Regions from separate parts of the Homo sapiens genome. Here region 1 is linked to region 2. The links are chromatin loops, found by intact Hi-C in ENCODE. Cell type or tissue: dorsolateral prefrontal cortex. All regions are shown on one strand. Links, peaks and the distances in the headings refer to the core of each region. The heading gives the core; the rest is flanking DNA. Region 1 overlaps SLC7A14 (solute carrier family 7 member 14). Region 2 holds the start of MIR6828 (microRNA 6828).

What was found. Hi-C counts contacts between places; a loop is a spot of excess contacts. Peaks named below come from ENCODE experiments on the same cell type or tissue, not always from the same donor. Only the 100,000 strongest peaks of a DNase experiment are listed, where the experiment ranks them.
Region 1: it touches region 2 in a loop (4-fold over the local background); 18 of 110 quality-filtered maps call a loop at or near these places.

Annotation. Positions count from the first base shown.
Region 1 is chr3:170,482,438-170,490,772 of GRCh38, reverse strand. It overlaps SLC7A14 (solute carrier family 7 member 14), which reads left to right. Exons shown (of 8, transcript NM_020949.3): 5 at 4,405-4,551; 6 at 7,251-7,459. All of the region lies in intron 2 of SLC7A14-AS1 (SLC7A14 antisense RNA 1), which reads right to left. Among named protein-coding and RNA genes, the nearest start is that of SLC7A14-AS1, 19 kb to the right of the region's middle. In dorsolateral prefrontal cortex, for the core only: CTCF peaks have their summits at 4,879 and 5,080; DNase peaks (open chromatin) are centred at 4,862 and 5,302; H3K4me3 peaks cover 458 bases; H3K27ac peaks cover 7,238 bases.
Region 2 is chr3:170,422,018-170,430,352 of GRCh38, reverse strand. It overlaps CLDN11 (claudin 11), which reads right to left. Exons shown (of 3, transcript NM_005602.6): 2 at 7,026-7,190. It overlaps MIR6828 (microRNA 6828), which reads right to left and starts at 7,250; the gene lies at 7,191-7,250. RefSeq lists enhancers at 3,997-4,496, 4,497-4,998. In dorsolateral prefrontal cortex, for the core only: no CTCF peak of the experiment used is centred there; a DNase peak (open chromatin) is centred at 4,372; H3K4me3 peaks cover 7,679 bases; H3K27ac peaks cover 8,000 bases.

The sequences.
Region 1 (8,335 bases), core at 201-8,200, 60 kb before region 2:
TAAGAACTTGTTCTAGGTCACCAAGCTAATATGTGGCAGAATCAACCTGGGCCTGACAGTCTACAAAGTCTATGCTCCTAACTAAAGCCAGTCACTCCCATGTGTGTGGCCCTAGGATTTCCTCTGAAGCCTACAGTGGACATCACATTGACTCCAACTGCCGGTACTGCACATATTTAAAGGTGTCCTCTTCATCTTCCACTGAGTCTTCTGCTCTTCAAGTTAAACATCCCCAGGTCCCCAGTTCTTCCTTACGTGGCATGGTTCACAAACCTCTCACCTTTTTCTAAGATTGCTTTGCCCAAATTTATATGGTTGTTGTGCCAAGTCACTAAATGATTTACAAGAGGAGGGTATGTATGCATGTATATGTATGTATATGTGTTTGCATGTGTATGTATGTGTGTTTATCTGTGTTTATATGTATTTGCATGTGTGTGCATGTTTATGTGTGTACATATATGTGTCTGTGTGTGTAGAAGGGAAGAATAAATGTTAAAGGAAGAGAAAGCAGGACCTGTTTTTCTGGGTTTGTTTTGTGGGTACTTAGTACGTGTATATATTTATGGGGTACATGAGATGTTTTGATAGAGGCATGCAATGTGAAATAAGCACATCGTGGAGAATGGGGTGTCCATCTCCTCAAGCATTTATCCTTTGAGTTATAACCAATCCAATTACACTCTTTAAGTTATTTTAAAATGTACAATTATTACTGACTATAGTCACCCTGTTATGTTATCTAATAGTAGGTCTTACTCATTCTTTCTACTTTTTTTGTACCCATTAACCATCCCCACCTCCCCCCGTCCAGCCCCCAACTATCCTTCCCAGCCTCTGATAACCATCCTTCTACTCTCTGTGTCCATGAGTTCAATTGTTTTTATTTTTAGATCCCACAAATAAGTGAGAATGTGCAATGTTTGTCTTTCCATGCCTGATTTATTTTGCTTAACATAAAGATCTTCAGTTCCATCCATGTTGTTGGAAATGACTGGATCTCATTCTTTTTTATGGCTGCATAGTACTCAATTGTGTATATGTCCCACATTTTCTTTATCCATTCATCTGTTGATGGACACTTAAGTTGCTTCCAAATCTTAGCTATTGTAAACAGTGTTGCAACAAACATAGGAATGCAGATATCTCTTCAATACGCTGATTCCCTTTCTTTTGGGTATATACCCAGCAGTGGGATTGCTGGAACATATGGTAGCCCAATTTTCAGTTGTTTGAGAAACCTCTAAACTCTTCTCCATAGTGCCTGTACTAATTTACATTCCCAAAAACAGTGTACGAGTGTTCCCTTTTCTCCACATCCTTGCCAGCATTTATTATTGCCTGTCTTTTGGATATAAGCCATTTTAAGTGAGGTGAGATAATATCTGATTATAGTTGTGATTTTCATTTATCTGATTATCAATGCCTGTTTGCCCTCTGTATGTCTTCTTTTGAGAAATGTCTATTCAAATCTTTTGCCCATTTTTTAAATCAGATTATTAGATTTTTTCCTATAGAGTTGTTTGAGCTCCTTATATATTCTGGTTATTAATCCCTTGTCAGATGGGTAGTTTACAGATATTTTCTCCTATTCTGTGGGTTGTCTCTTCACTTTGTTGGTTGTATCCTTGGCTGTGCAGAAGCTTTTTAACTTGATGTGATTCCATTTGTCCATTTTTGCTTTGGCTGCCTGTGCTTGTGGGGTATTGCTCAAGAAATGTTTGCCCAGACCAGTGTCCTGGAGATTTTCCAAACATCTTTCCAAACATCCCCTAGGGGTAGTCTTACAGCCTATGATTGCGTTTGAAAACGTTGGATGAAAACAAAGTACAAAAAGGTGAATGAGTTCCCTAAGATATAGAGATAGCCAACATACTGATTTATTTATAACCCCGCTTATTTCCACAAAGGACTTGAACGTGTAGAATAACTCTGTTTTTATTGGGTTGCCTGTGCTTGTGGGGTATTGCTCAAGAAATTTTTGCCCAGACCAATGTCCTGAAGATTTTCCCCCAATGTTTTCTTGTGGTAGTTTCATAGTTTGAGATCTTAGATTTAAGTCTTCAATATATTTTGATTTGATTTTTGTAGATGATGAGAGATAAAGGTCTAGTTTCATTCTTCTGCCTATGGATATCCAGTTTTCTCAGCACTATCTACTGAAGAGACTGTCTTTTCCCCAGTGAATGTTCTTGGCACCTTTGTCAAAAATGAAGGAACTATCTTAAAGTGAGACTTTTCTTGATCAGGACTACTTAGTGAGCCAGCAGTCTAGCATCCGTTCATCCTTGAAGACCAGTAATATTTTCTAGATAAGTGAAAACAAGCACATTTCCAAGCCTGTGAACCTCCATGTATGATGAGGTGAGATCTATTTTCCCTCCTTGTCTGGAGGCCAAAGACGTTTTCCACACCACTGTATGAAAAACTTTGCTGTAGGGAAAGCAGGAGTTCTCTTTTCTTCTGGAAAGTAGCCATCTAGAGATGGAACTGCTTGTATTTTAGAAGTTCTTTCTACCTGACTTATTAGAATAGACCAGGAGTTTTTAAATTTTCTTGTGCCATGGACCACCTGGATGTTTGATGAAGCCTGTGGATCCCTTATGAGAATTGTGATTTTAAATGAATAGCCTAATTACACACGAATTCAAAGGAAATCAATTATATTGAAATGTAGTATTAAGTATTTTTAATTTTATTTTATTTTTATATTGTAATCTAGTAACAATGTGCTTCTCTATTAGGGATTTATATGTTAACCTCTATGTGTAATAACTATCATAATCTGAAAGAAGTAATAAGCATAAGTGATATTTCAAGATCTCTGCAACAACTCTCATATGAAGTGAAAATATCTGATTGCTATTGGTGACACAGGCACAGGTATTGTTAGTTTGTCACCTACATTCATAACTGAAAGAAATGCTAATTCAACTAGAAGGTAGTGAAAAACATATGCAATTCTTTACCAGCAAAATTTTTAGATGCCCTGAATTCCATGGCCTCCAGGATAAGAACCCCAGAGTAGAGGGTTGAAACATTAGAATCCTAGCTGAGAGAAACGGTAGGAAACACCAGCTCATTTTACAGATGAGCAAAGTTTGCTTCTGAAGGTTTGAGAAGATCTTTAATTTTGTGATGTACCTTACAGGTTCTAGTATTTCATATTTGGTCTTATTGAGAAGTCAGTGAGGAAAGTAAGAGTGACAATTTTGGACAAGTGTCAGCTTGGCACACGTTTTGATTTCCATCATTTATAAACTGAATGTGGAGAAAAGAAAAATAAAATGGTCCAGTCTGCAATGGGTCTCACCTCCTGGACCACTGGCTAGGGCTTGCTTCTTTTTCCCTCACCCCATACACACAAGTCCAAAAATATCTCTCACCTTCTAAAAGGACGTCCCTAAGCATTCAAAGAGGCACTTTTTTACTTAGAGCTAACAATGAAAATACTGAGGTGGGGAACCCTCATTTAAACTTCAATAGGTTCTTTCAAAGAAAGTAGCCACTCTTCAATGGAAGGTTTTCACTGACATTTTGACATATATAATACATTCCCAAACACCCCTGGAGCCATGTGGACTCCTGGCAGACAGACTGCCAGCAGATGTGAGCGGATACCATCCCCCAGCTTTACTCTGACCTCCTGCCTCGTGCCCAACTAGGTTATTCAAGCCCCAAAAGGAGCAACAAATAAACTGTCTTTACCATGTCTTCCCAGTGAAGACAATAGAATGTCTGAAGATCTGAAAATCTTTTATATCATTTTAGATCTGGAAGTTACCATAGAGCTGATCTGTCAGGGGTACTAACAGTAATTTAAGTAGGATAATTCTTCCTTATGCAGAAGTATCTGAATCCCCTACACTAAGAGCCAGAAGCATTTTTTTTTTTTTTTTTTGAGATGGAGTCTCCCTCTGTCGCCGAGGCTGGAGTGCAATGGCGCGATCTCAGCTCACTGCAACCTCTGCCTCCTGGGTTCAAGCAATTCTCCTGCCTCAGCCTCCTGAATAGCTGAGATTACAGGTGCGCGTCACCATGCCTGGCTAATTTTTGTATTTTTAGTACAGACAGGGTTTCACCATGTTGGTAAGGCTGTTCTCAAACTCCTGACCTCGTGATCCACCCCCATCGGCCTCTCAAAGTGCTGTGATTACAGGCATGAGCCATCGCACCCGGCCAATTCTTCTTATCTCTATTTACACATCATAAGAGAGTTGCCCACAGCCACACAGCTAGAAAGTAGAGGAGATCAGAACCTGCGTGTTTAGCACGAGTTCCACCATGTTACTCCCTCAGCCACTCAGTCATGTCTGCAGGGCATAGAGCAATTGCACTTTCCACATTTAAGACCCAGGTGCCACCCCGATCTTCTGAGTCTGACAAATGCCATCATCCACACAGGTGCTGCAAGGAGCAGCAACATGCTTCTACGCTTTCATTGGCTTTGACATCATCGCCACCACTGGAGAGGAAGCCAAGAATCCCAACACGTCCATCCCTTATGCTATCACTGCCTCCCTGGTCATCTGCCTGACAGCATATGTGTCTGTAAGTACCAGATGCTTGCGGGACCCTCCTCACGATGTGGCCCTGGCACTGAGCTCCCTTCTCTGTCAGGAAGGAGTCCTTTCCTATGTCTTCTTGGTGTCTGTCTTTTGTCCCCTGTAGCCCCATTCCCCACTCCCCATGACAAGAAAAAAATTAGGACTCCAAACTGAAGAAGAGGAGAAGCCCCAGGACTTCACTTCAGCCTTGGCCTTCATTCCCACCCCTCCATCCTCACAAGCTCTTGGTGTCTGCTGCTGCCCCAGGGGCTGGTGTGCAGGGAATGGGCTGCCATCCAAGGAGCTCAGGTCATAGGCTGGCAGTAACGGGTGGATGTGCAAGCAAAGGCATTGTGGGCCTCTGTGCACTTTCCTCAATGCTCTTCTGTCTTCTGGGAGCTTCCCGGCAGCAAAGAGGCGAGGCTCCCTGCACAGCGGGGAGAGAGAATACATTGTCCTCTACAAACTCTCTTCCCCTTAAATCTGGGGAGGAAAGTGCCATTTCTTTCAGCTGTTGCTCCCTCTTGTTACACCAGCTCAAATTCACCTTCAGGTATCCCTACCTAGGGGAGCCTCAGGATAAAGACTTCAGCCTTGTCTTCCTCAGGATCACGCCCCTGAGACACTCCTCATGCTCTGATGCTTGCTCTCGGAGCTCCCATCCCAGAATTTCTATCACAGAAATAGCCCAGCTGCATCCAACATCCCCCTCTGCCCCTGGCAATGGAGAAAATTGGCTCACAGGCCAGGAAGTGTGTGGTTCCACAAACATTCTCAGGTCCTGAGGGGCGCACTCACTTGGGTCACCACAATTAGGAAAGAGCTGGCAGTGGGGGGTGCTGCTGCTGATCAGCCCTGCTGTTTCTCTTTCCCAAAAAAGACATCTTTAGCAACTAGCTAAGGAAGCCAGACCAATTGATCATTAAGGCAAGCTGCAAACAGGATTGTTCTAGAAGCCAGAGAAAAACACAGGGCAAACTTGAGGGTCGTTTACAGACATTCAGCTGCCTACCCAGAGGTTTTATGGGTGCCTCAATTATCACCTCCCACTAGCACACACATGCAAGGGGTTTCATCGTGTCCATACATACCCTGATTATCCCAGTGGGCAGAATGTTGAGGGAGGGGTTGCGGGGCAGAAGGAACAGCAAGGACACTCTGCATTTCCCCTTCTACTCCTCCTTCATTCCCGCCCTTCCTCCAGGAGTGGGCCCTTATCACACACAATAAAGTCAATCATCACAGTGCCCTCCTTAGAATAGCACTTTATAGACCACAGAGTACTTCTATGATCCACCAACTTTTTACCCATCCTGATCTAACTCAGGAGACTCCCTGAAGCTGGAGGAGGCTCAATCCCACTCTCCTCCAGCCCACCCTGCCCCATCCCCAGAGGAAATATTGCAAGTGGTTATGTTACTAGGAAACATTCTCTTTCATACTGCACAGGCCTTAAACACGCCCTAGGAGCTGTTTGGTCTTGTACTGGTCAGCAGGCAGCCCCTCCCCCACCATGAGAAGAACAAGGTTGCTGGGCTTTGCTAGGACATCCTGTCCTCCTTGGTGGCCCTTGGCTCCACTGGAGGATCTTGGCTCCAGAGGAATAGGCAAAGAAATGGTCTACATGTGACCACCCTCTTTCCTTCAGGCTTTGAATCCCTTCTTGATGTCAATTTGGCCTTCATAGGCCTGGGGGGCCCCCCATATCTGGCCATATGACTGGTGGCTCCATTGCCTATGGCCAATTCTGAAGGCAGGGATGTTAGGCAGATCAATAATATGCGAGGGGAGTAGGTCCTGGGAGCCCCCAGTTAAGTGCTTATCACCTCCCCGATGCACATGCATGCCAGTGGCTTTGTCCTGTCCATACCCTGATTTCTCCCCGTAGGCAGAGTGTTGAAGGAGGGGTGGTAGGGTAGAGGGAATAGCAAAGACATTCTGCTCTCTATTTCCTCTTCTGCTCCTCCCTCGCATCTCCCTCTTCTCTGGGGGTGGACCCTTATAGCACACACAGTAAATGATTCCTGATTAAGCAAAGCCATAGTTGTCTGACAGCCATATAATCAGTAGGACTTGATTCTGTCCTGATGCCATCATTTGTCTGTTGGCCTGCCTGGATCCTAGGACTAAGCTAGAGAAAGGAAATAGAAATATGAGTCCTTATCTGGGTCCCAACAGTTAATAGGCTATAGACCTCTTAAGCACTTATCTTTGGAGATTTTATCTCTGGTGTTTCACAGTGAGAGGGAGTACGGATAAAACCCTGTAGGACCAGAAAGCAGAAGAGAAATGAGAGTCTTGTCCACGTGGGCAGGGTGCTCATGGTCCCTGCCAGGCCCTGGTTGCAGGGCATTGGCTGCAGCTCCTTCCTTCCAGAAATATCTGCTCTCCACTGAACTGTTAGCATAGCTCTGCTCATGGGGCTGAAATACCTGCAGACTTACTCCTCAGATATCAAAGGACCAGAGAGATAGAGAGTTTCTGGCCCAGTCCACTAAATTCACATGTGGGGAAATAATATTGAGCAAGGCCTAGAGGCCAGATGACTGGTCTACAGTAAAGGCACATGCCAGCAAGTGAATGGATCCAAACTGCCATGCAAGCCTCTGCCTCCAGGGGCAGGGCTCTTTCCTCTCCCGTGGGGCCTCTATCCATGCTGTTCTTCCCCTGTACCTCCAGCCCTGTCTTCTCTTGTTTTAACAGGTGAGCGTGATCTTAACTCTGATGGTGCCATATTATACCATTGACACGGAATCCCCACTCATGGAGATGTTTGTGGCTCATGGGTTCTATGCTGCCAAATTCGTAGTGGCCATTGGGTCGGTTGCAGGACTGACAGTCAGCTTGCTGGGGTCCCTCTTCCCGATGCCGAGGGTCATTTATGCCATGGCTGGTGACGGGCTCCTTTTCAGGTAAGGGCTATGCTCCATGAAATTTATCCTGCTCTGCCACGTCTGTCCAGGGAGAATGTCTACCCACTGTCAGACTGACTGTGATTTTGACATCAGTGCCTTTCACATGGACTGTGGACCTTGTTATGTATCCTGAAGAAAAGTCTGAGTAACAGAGCTCAGGCCCTGAAGCAGCCCCTAGTTTAACTCTGCAGTCCCTTAATCCAGCACAAGCTGATGTGTGTCCCCCCACTGTCCTCCCTCCTGTCGACATTGCGTGCTCCTTTGTGAAGATGATGGGGCCAAACTGCTGTACTGGGTGGCCTCCAGAAGGAAGAACCATCCTAGGGACATCTTAGGCCTGCCCTCACATTGAGGCCTGGTAACTGCCCCACTCTCCACAGCCCCTCTGAAAATGAAAAAAAAAAAAAGTCAACAAAGAGTAGATAAGACCCTCTGAACAGATCCTAACAATACCTGCAACACCAGCTGCCATTTATTGAACATTTGTGTGTCCTGGGTGCTGTGTATACAGTATCCCATTTAGTCCTCACAGTAACTCTATTTTGCATATGAAGTCTACTAGGACTCAGAGAGGTGAAACAAAATTGCCACAAATCCCTCAGCTACTGAGTGGCAGGTCAGGATTTGATCCCAGAACATCCGACTCCAAAAATCAGACTTTTAACCACACCAATATATTGGCAGTTCTTGCCCCCTACATTGGCCATGAAGTGGCCCATCTGCCCATGGTACAAAGGGGATGTGGCCCCAGCCCTTTGTTTCCAGCATGAGGGGCCTGCTGAGAAGGCATTCTTCAAGTGCACAAAGCAAGGAGTAAACCGTGGAGGCCAAGGAGCTCTCAGGTGTGCAGAGGGGGCCGGTTCAGGGACTTTG
Region 2 (8,335 bases), core at 151-8,150:
GAAACCTCAGATGCAGGGGAAAGTCTTTTTCTTTCTCTTCTCTGGCGTGAACTCCAAATCAGGCACTCTTGGAGAATTGCTTGGCTATTATCAGAGTCTCTACTTTCAGCAAGACACAGAGAAAAACCTTTTTCTCTGTCAGCAAAAGGGACTAAAATCCTCTTCTGGAGTGTTTCAGCCAGAGAGAACTACTGTAGATTTTCCGTAGCAATACACAATCTACTTACACAGCCCTAAACCTCAAAAGTGGGCATTCGTTCTGCTGTGGGCAAAAAACAGCAACCTAGCAAAGGCTTCCAAACACCCAGGCTTGTTTAGAGGAAAAAGAAGGGGAGTGAAAAGCTGAATTCTGTAGAGAAAAAAGTTCTAATTCCCAAACAACTGATATGGTTCAATCTAACCGATCTTTCCTATAAACAATTAACTGGTTTCAAAACAACTCAGGGTTCAAATCAAGTTTTATATTTTTCAACTATACTTTGTATTTACACATACAGCACATGTGCACACACATGCAGGAAAGCATTCCCCACATCTATTGTTAACCTAACTTTCACACTGAGATTTTATAGAATAAGACAAGAAACTGCCTCTAAATTCATTTCATTGTTCCCTTAAGCAAATCATAAAACAAGATTATCTTCACACAGGGAAATAACAGACTCAATATCCCAAAAGTAACCATCAGTCTTGGTTTTGAGTATTTTAGGGATTTTGTTAGGTTTTATTCCAATATAAATCATTAGAAAAAGGGAAAAATCAGAAAAAGGTCTAAATATTTCATACAATGAACCTCCATAGGAATGGATGAGTGAACGGGGGAACGAATGGATGGATAGATGAGAAGTAGTCTCATTTCAATTCTACATTTTACTTCATACATACCAAAACTGACACCCAAAGTCATAAAATCTTATTGTGACTTTAACACACTTAAAGTCGCAAGCTCATCACTGACCTCATTAAAGATTTCCTTCTCTTACAATTCACACAAAACAAGGCAAATGAGTGCCAGCAGGCTCTTTACTTCCTAGGAGACAAATGAACCCTGGGTGGAATTCCTGTGGCTCTCAAAGATGAACCACATCAAAACCACTAAAAAATGACAGACTGCCACACAACATGAAAGGAAATGAGAGGCTCACTGAAAACAGTGACCTTCAATTGAACCCAAAATGAGAAATGTTTAAAAACTAAAAAAGGAGAATTTACTCAATTTCAGCAATGGTTTCAAGAGAGAAAGAGATATGTTTTGACCAGTAAAGTTAAAAATTCAAGACAAATCATTACTTAACTTTTAAAAATGTGAAATAGTAATATAACTGGCCAAAAATAATTGCCTTTCTTAAAGACACAGAAGGCCTGATAGTTTTAATTTTATTCGCAAACCCAAAAAGATGAGTTTGGAATGGTTCTCTCTGTTATTTGGGAAAAATAAAGAAAGTGTTTTTCTAGAAAGTCAGTTACCTGTAAGGTCAAGAAAATTGAAGACAGACAAAGGGAATTTTTGTTCTTTTTCTTTTTATATCATCAGAGTTTATTTTTAAATTAAGTCTCTAAAAACAAGACAGAGTAATTTTAGCACTCAGATTTTTCAGTTTTTCTCCTTTTTTACCTTCAGAAGATGCAACAGCTAACTACACAAGGTGGTGGGGGGTACCATTTGTTGTTGGAAAACAGAAAGTAAAACTGAGGTATATTCTTAGCTAAAAATGAGAAGGAGGAGAAGGGGGAAGAGAAGGGAGAGAAAGGGAAGGGAAAAGAAAGCTTCACTATGTAAAGACAGATATATCTAAACCTGGTCCTCTCATAAGCAGAATTCCTTGCTCTTCAAAGAATAAAATTGTTTGCCCCTTTTGAGAACAAGTTTCAAATAATGCAACACAATACATTCTTTAATTGATAAGATATGCCTTGTTAAAAACTAAGAATGATGGTGATGTGACCAAACAGAAAATATTTGAGAAGTCCATTTTAAAGCAATGAAATGTAAGTGTGGCTTTTAATCTCTTTAAAGATGAGATGACACATGGTAACACATGGAGTTAAATAAACATGAAGTTAAATAAAATCAATACAGGTATGTTTGACGTTGGAGGTAACAACTGAGAGAAAGAGAGACAGACAGACAGACAAAGAGGCAGAGAAAGACAAGATCAGTAGACACTGACATTTCTTCCTCCTTCCAATAAATCTTTTTTTTTTTTTTTTTGATAGGATATCTGTCACCCAGGCTGGAGGGCAGTGGTGCAATCTCGACTCACTGCAGACTCATTCTCCCGAGCATCAATCCTCAGCCTCCCAAGTAGCTGGAATCACAGGTGCACACCACCAGGCTGGCCTAACTTTTGTATTTTTAGTAGGGATGGGGTTTTGCCATGTTGGCCAGGCTGGTTTCGAACTCCTGGGCTCAAGCAATCTGCCCGCGTCTGCCTTCCAAAGTGCTAGATTACAGGCGTGAACCACCATGCCTGGCCCCAGTGAACCTTTTTTCAAGCTTTGTCACTTCCCACTGAAAGGACTTTTTCTTTTTTTTTTTTTTTTTTGAGACAGTCTCACTCTGTCGCCCAGGCTGGAGTGCAGTGGCATGATCTCAGCTCACTGCAAACTCTGCCACATGGGTTCAAGCAATCCTCGTGCCTCAGCCTCCTGCGTAGCTGGGATTACAGGCACCTGCCACACCTGGCTAATTTTTGTAGTTTTGGTTGGTTTTTTTGTTTTTTGTTTTTTTGAGATGGATTTTTGCTCTCGTTGCCCAGGCTGGAGTGCAATGGTGCGATCTCGGCTCACCACAACCTCTGCCTCCTGGGTTCAAGTGATTCTCCTGCCTCAGCCTCCCAAGTAGCAGGGATTACAGGCGTGTGCCACCATGCCCTGCTAATTTTATATTTTAAGTAGAGACAGGGTTTCTCCATGTTGGTCAGGCTGGTTTCGAACTCCCAACCTCAGGTGATCCACCCACCTCAGCCTCCCAAAGTGCTGTGATTACAGGTGTGAGCCACCACGTCCAGCCCTGAAAGAACTTTTAAAAGCATCATTTCTAGCACAAAGCAAAATTTTCATTAAAATCATTTAAATTATTCTGACTTCTTACATTAGTAATAGCGAAAAAAATCTTTCTTGATATGCTATCTAAGATTTCCTTTTAAAAATCTGAAGACTGGAAGAAATGGAGAAGTGGAAAGATGAAGCATATATTACAGCCATGAGTTGATCACTGTTGAGGAGGTTGGGTTCACAGGGGTTTATTATACTATTCCTCTACTTTTATATAGGTCTGATATTTTCCAAAATAAAAACGTTCTTAAAGACCTTCTTGGCCAGGCACGGTGGCTCACGGCTCAGGAGTTCGAGACCAGCCTGCCCAATATGGTGAAACCCCATCTCTACAAAAAATACAAAAATTAGCCGGGCATGGTGGCACATGCCAGTAATCCCAGCTAGTCGGGAGCCTGAGGCAGGAGAATCGCTTGAACCCAGGTGGCAGAGGTTGCAGTGAGCCAAGATTGCGCCACTGCACTCTAGCCTGGGCGACAGAGCAAAGGTCCGTCTCAAAAAATAAAAATAAAAAGAAGGAAATTGACATGATTGGAAGAATACCCAGCTGCTCTCTGGGTATTCTTTTAACCAGCTAACCAACAATAACAATAATAATAGCAACCATTTATTGAGCACTTACCATGTGCCAGATCCTATGCTAAATAATTTTCACACATCATTTCACTGTTTTTACTAACCTGAGAAGCAGGCGTTATTGTTCCCATTTTATGGAAGGGACCAGAGACATTAAGGAACTGCCCCAGTTCACACAGCTAGAAAGTAGTAGGTTCCAGATTCAGCACAGTTGGATCTGACTCCAGCTGATAAGATCACACAATTCAGGGCACAGGCACCTCCTGCCTTGGCAGGGACTCTTGAAAAGCCACAAACAGATTAGCCTCAAATCCACCACAGATCTGAGAGCCTGCTGCTCCTGTACTACTCATCTGGCTTTAGAAGCAACTGGCTCCTATTTCTTCCTCCACAGCAGGAACCAAATCCTCACACCATCAAACGTAACTGCTGAGAAGATAAAGTTGTACAACAGACATAATTTTTTTAAGCTTTCACAAAAATAATTACAGATTTTCAGGGTCAGGAAAAACTGATTTCAATTAGCAGTGTTCACAGTTCCCATACCAGGACTAGCTGTGACACTGTGTCCAGTTCCCAGGCCCCCGAAACCCAGGAGGTGCCTCATCTTCTTTGGTCGAATGAGGTGTGTTTGTTCAGCCCCATTCAGTGACCCTGAGGACCTTGCACAGGCCTAGCGCTGGCTTCTCTGGGGGAGTGACAGAAACAGTCCAGAGCAACACAAAGGGAGCCTTCAGTCCCCATGCTCCTCCCACCACTGCCAACAGGGGAAACAAGGCACTTGGGGCTCCGTGGTGAGAAGACCTAGAGGAGATCAGCAGGTGCCATGCTTGAGACAATGAGCTTTACATTTCCAGAGCTAGCTCGTTCCGGTCAAAACAACATCCAGCCCAAAGGCAGTGGTGATCCACTGAGAAACAAATCCGGATAGGAGCAAAGCAGGCAGACAATATCGGAAATGCAAGGCCGTAAAAGGGCAATGAGGGGACTCTGGTGAGTGTCCGGAAATGGGCAGCCTCCTTGGGTGGGGTCAGGTCCCTCCATGTCCTGCTTCCCCCATAGTTTCACTCCAGACAGGCAAACAGGGACTGAGGCACTCACCCACTCCCCAGCCCCACCTTGCTTTCTTCCTCTGTGATGCTGCCTATCTATATCAACACACTTTTAGAAGATAAAGAAAAACAAATTCAGCTAGGAAGTTTCAAACCACCGGTTGCTTTTTCCTTCAATATCCCTGATTATTCAACTAAACAATTCTGTTGTTTTTAGGGTTGTTTAAACTACGTATACTTTGCTTTTATCCCTCTATTTTCCAGGGTTTGTATGTTTGTTTTAGTGTGTTCTCTCACTTGTGGATACCTGTGACATTCATATGGAAGGCCAGAATTTCTAAACATGAGCACTCAACACAACAGACCCACCTTTTGGCTCTGCCATCCTCAGAGCCCAAGAGAACCTTCCGGGGCTTCTGTGAGAATGTGAGGAAAGTAACAAACAGCAAGTGTCTAGGAGAAGGGTTTCACCTGGATTCTGCAAACCAAGTTTACTTGTGGAGCTTTCACTTTCCTGTTGGAAAGGGAGTCAGACAATAGACCTGACCTCCATAGAGCACTGCAAGAGGGAGCCCCTGTGAGTCAGATAAAGCACCGGATGCTGATATGTGTTCCGTGTGACGCTGGCACACAAATTCTTTGTGGCTGGAACCAAAATTTCCACATTCAGATTTTTCTCTGGAAATTAGTGGCCTTTTCACTCCTGTTAACACACACACACGCGCGCACACACACACACACACACACACACCCTTGTGGCTTCACAAGAACCTGCAAACCTCCGTCCCTTTGCAATCCTGGAAAATGGTGCCCCACCTCTCATGTCCCCTCACCTTACTGGTGTCATTATGAGTGTGAGGCCTCCAGATGGGAGGTACCCACCAAGTGGCATCAACCCACACAGAACCCTGACCCCTTATCCTTACCCCTCAAATTCATCATCTGATATGCCAATCTGGGGGTATGAATTCCTTGTTTCAGAAGAAGGTGATTTTATATCTAACCCATTACCAGACTAATTTGTTGTCACTGATATGCGCACTTTGCAACAAGAGTTGTTCTTAAAATTCATATTGTCTATTAGGATTTAGAATGTGCTAATGAAACTAGCATCTGAGGGAAAAAAACGGAGAGAAATTAAATCACTGACGAGAAGAGAGCTAGAAGGACCCTCCATAGGTTGTTAAATGAAGCCCTTTATGTGCAGGTATAATCAGCAAAACCAAATGAGCACATGCCATTTCCTGTCCCTGGACTGTCCCTCCCCTCAATTCATGACCAGCCCACCTCCTCTTCAAGTCTCAGAGCTTACTGCTGGGTTCTTCCACTCTGGAAACTCATCCAGTCTGGGTTAGGTGCCTTCCTATGTGTATGCACAGACTATATACCTTTTCTACATGAGCACATACCATATTCTATTGAGGTTTCCAAGTACACTCAAAGCAAAGACGGCCTATTTTCCCCAGTGTCCCCAGTACCTACCATGGTGTCTGGCCCACATGCTCAAGGAAGGCTTACTGAGTTAAAGGACGGAGCCATCACCTGGTGGTCTAACCACCCTCAACTCCTGACTTTTCTCTTGCCCTCTTCTTTACTTTTTTCTTTCTTTCTTTTTTCTTTTTCTTTTTCTTTTTTTTTTTTTTTGGAGTTGCACTCTGTCACCCAGGATGGAACGCAGTAGCGTGATCTCAGCTCACCGCAACCTCTGCCTCCTGGGTTCAAATCATTCTCCTGCCTTAGCAACCCCCGCCCCGAGTAGCTGGGATTACAGGCATGCACCACCATACCTGGCTAATTTTTGTATTTTTAGTAGAGATGGGGTTTCACCATGTTGGCCAGGCTGGTCTTGAACTTCCAACCTCAGGTGATCCGCCCACCTCGGCCTCCTTCTTTATTAACTGAGCTGCTCAGTCTTGCCTGCACATAAGCATCACCTGGGAAGCTTTCAAAAAATATCTTTGCCTGGCCTGATGCCCAGAAAATTCTGATTCAATTGATCTGCTGTGGGACCTGGGCATAGGTGTTCAAAAAGGATTCCACTGTGAAGACTGAGAAGGCTTCCATCTTTCAGGTCTTTCCCTTAGGTATTTCCTACCTTCAAAATCCTCTTTCTCTTTTTAAACTTATCTTCATGGTCAGTGACTCCCAGAGACATTACTTAGCCCTCTGTGTAAACTGCCCATAAAATACAAAGGGATACAGATTGTGGGAGTCCATCCCCCACTGGCTTCACTTGGCTTCCTTTCACATTTCTCTTGAACTTGAGAAGGCAGCAACCACAAGATCTGAGATTCATCAGGCTCCCTCATAGGTAGGGTACCACTGAGAAAGCTGTCTTACCCAGCAGAATGAGCAAAACACCAGCCAGCTGGGCCCGCCTGTACTTAGCCACACCGGGCTCCTGGCCCATCCGGATGCAGGGAAGAACAGTCAGCAGCAGTAAAATGGCCGGCAGACCCAGGACCGAGGCAGCAATCATCAGGGCGCGGCAGGCCTGCACGTAGCCTGGGAACAAGAGAGCAGATGGGAAAGGTTAGACCACAGGGTTCTCTTGCTTCCTGAGCCCTGCCTTAGGGGAATTCAGCACCATCTCCCTTCCTCCTTCTTGGTGGATTCCAGGACTTAGAAGGTGCTAATGTTGTCCAAGGTCACTAAGCACTTTTTAACTTTTAAAACAACTCAGCAAGAAAAAAGGGGGCTGGAGAAACTAAATGGGGACCCCTGGTTTAGGCCACTTGGCCAAGCTTCCAGGATGGAGGGGCCAAGAGTCCATTTACATTATTACATCCCCCTGAGAAAGTTCAGATGAAAACTGAAATCTCCCAAGAATCATTCTGTGAGGGCCTCTATTGGTTCCAGTCTGCTATTGATAGCTCTACCTGTGTGACCTTGGGCAAGTTACTTAACCATGATGTCTTATTTTCCACATCTATAAAGTAACAACAGGCCAGGCATGGTGGCTCACACCTCTAATCCCAGCACTTTGGGAGGCCAAGGCAGGTGGATCTTCTGAGGTCAGGAGTTCAAGATCAGCCTGGCCAACAGGGCGAAACCCCATCTCTACTAAAAATACAAAAATTAGCCTGGTGTGGTGGTGTGAGCCTGTAGTCCCAGCTACTTGGGGAGGCTGAGGCAGCAGAATCGCTTGAACCTGAGAGGGGGAGGTTGCAGTGAGCTGAGATCGAGCCACTGCACTCCAGCCCAGGTGACAGAGCGAGACTCTTTCTCAAAATAAATAAATAAATAAACAAACAAAGTATTGATAATAATATAATAGTACCTACATCTCTGTAATAGAATTCTACTGAAGATTACATTAGTTAATTTATTTAGTGCTTAAAACAGTGCCTATACCAAATCCTCAAAAAAGGTTAGTTGTTATCATTGGTGTTCTTTGTCTGTCTCAGTGCAGCGCTTTCATCTTCAGGTGTCCTAGGTGATTTTCTCCTAACCATGTGCTTTCATTCACATTGGCTGTGGCCCTAACCCAGACTAAACTAAGACTCAGGCTTCCTCTCTTTGCTGTCTCCCCAGAGGCTGCTGTCCTCATGGATCCTGCCCCTAAATTGTTGGACCCCATCTCCTGCCTCACCCACAGTGCCCTGGGCATCCTTCCCCAACTGTCCATCATTGCTTAAAAGGCATCTCTC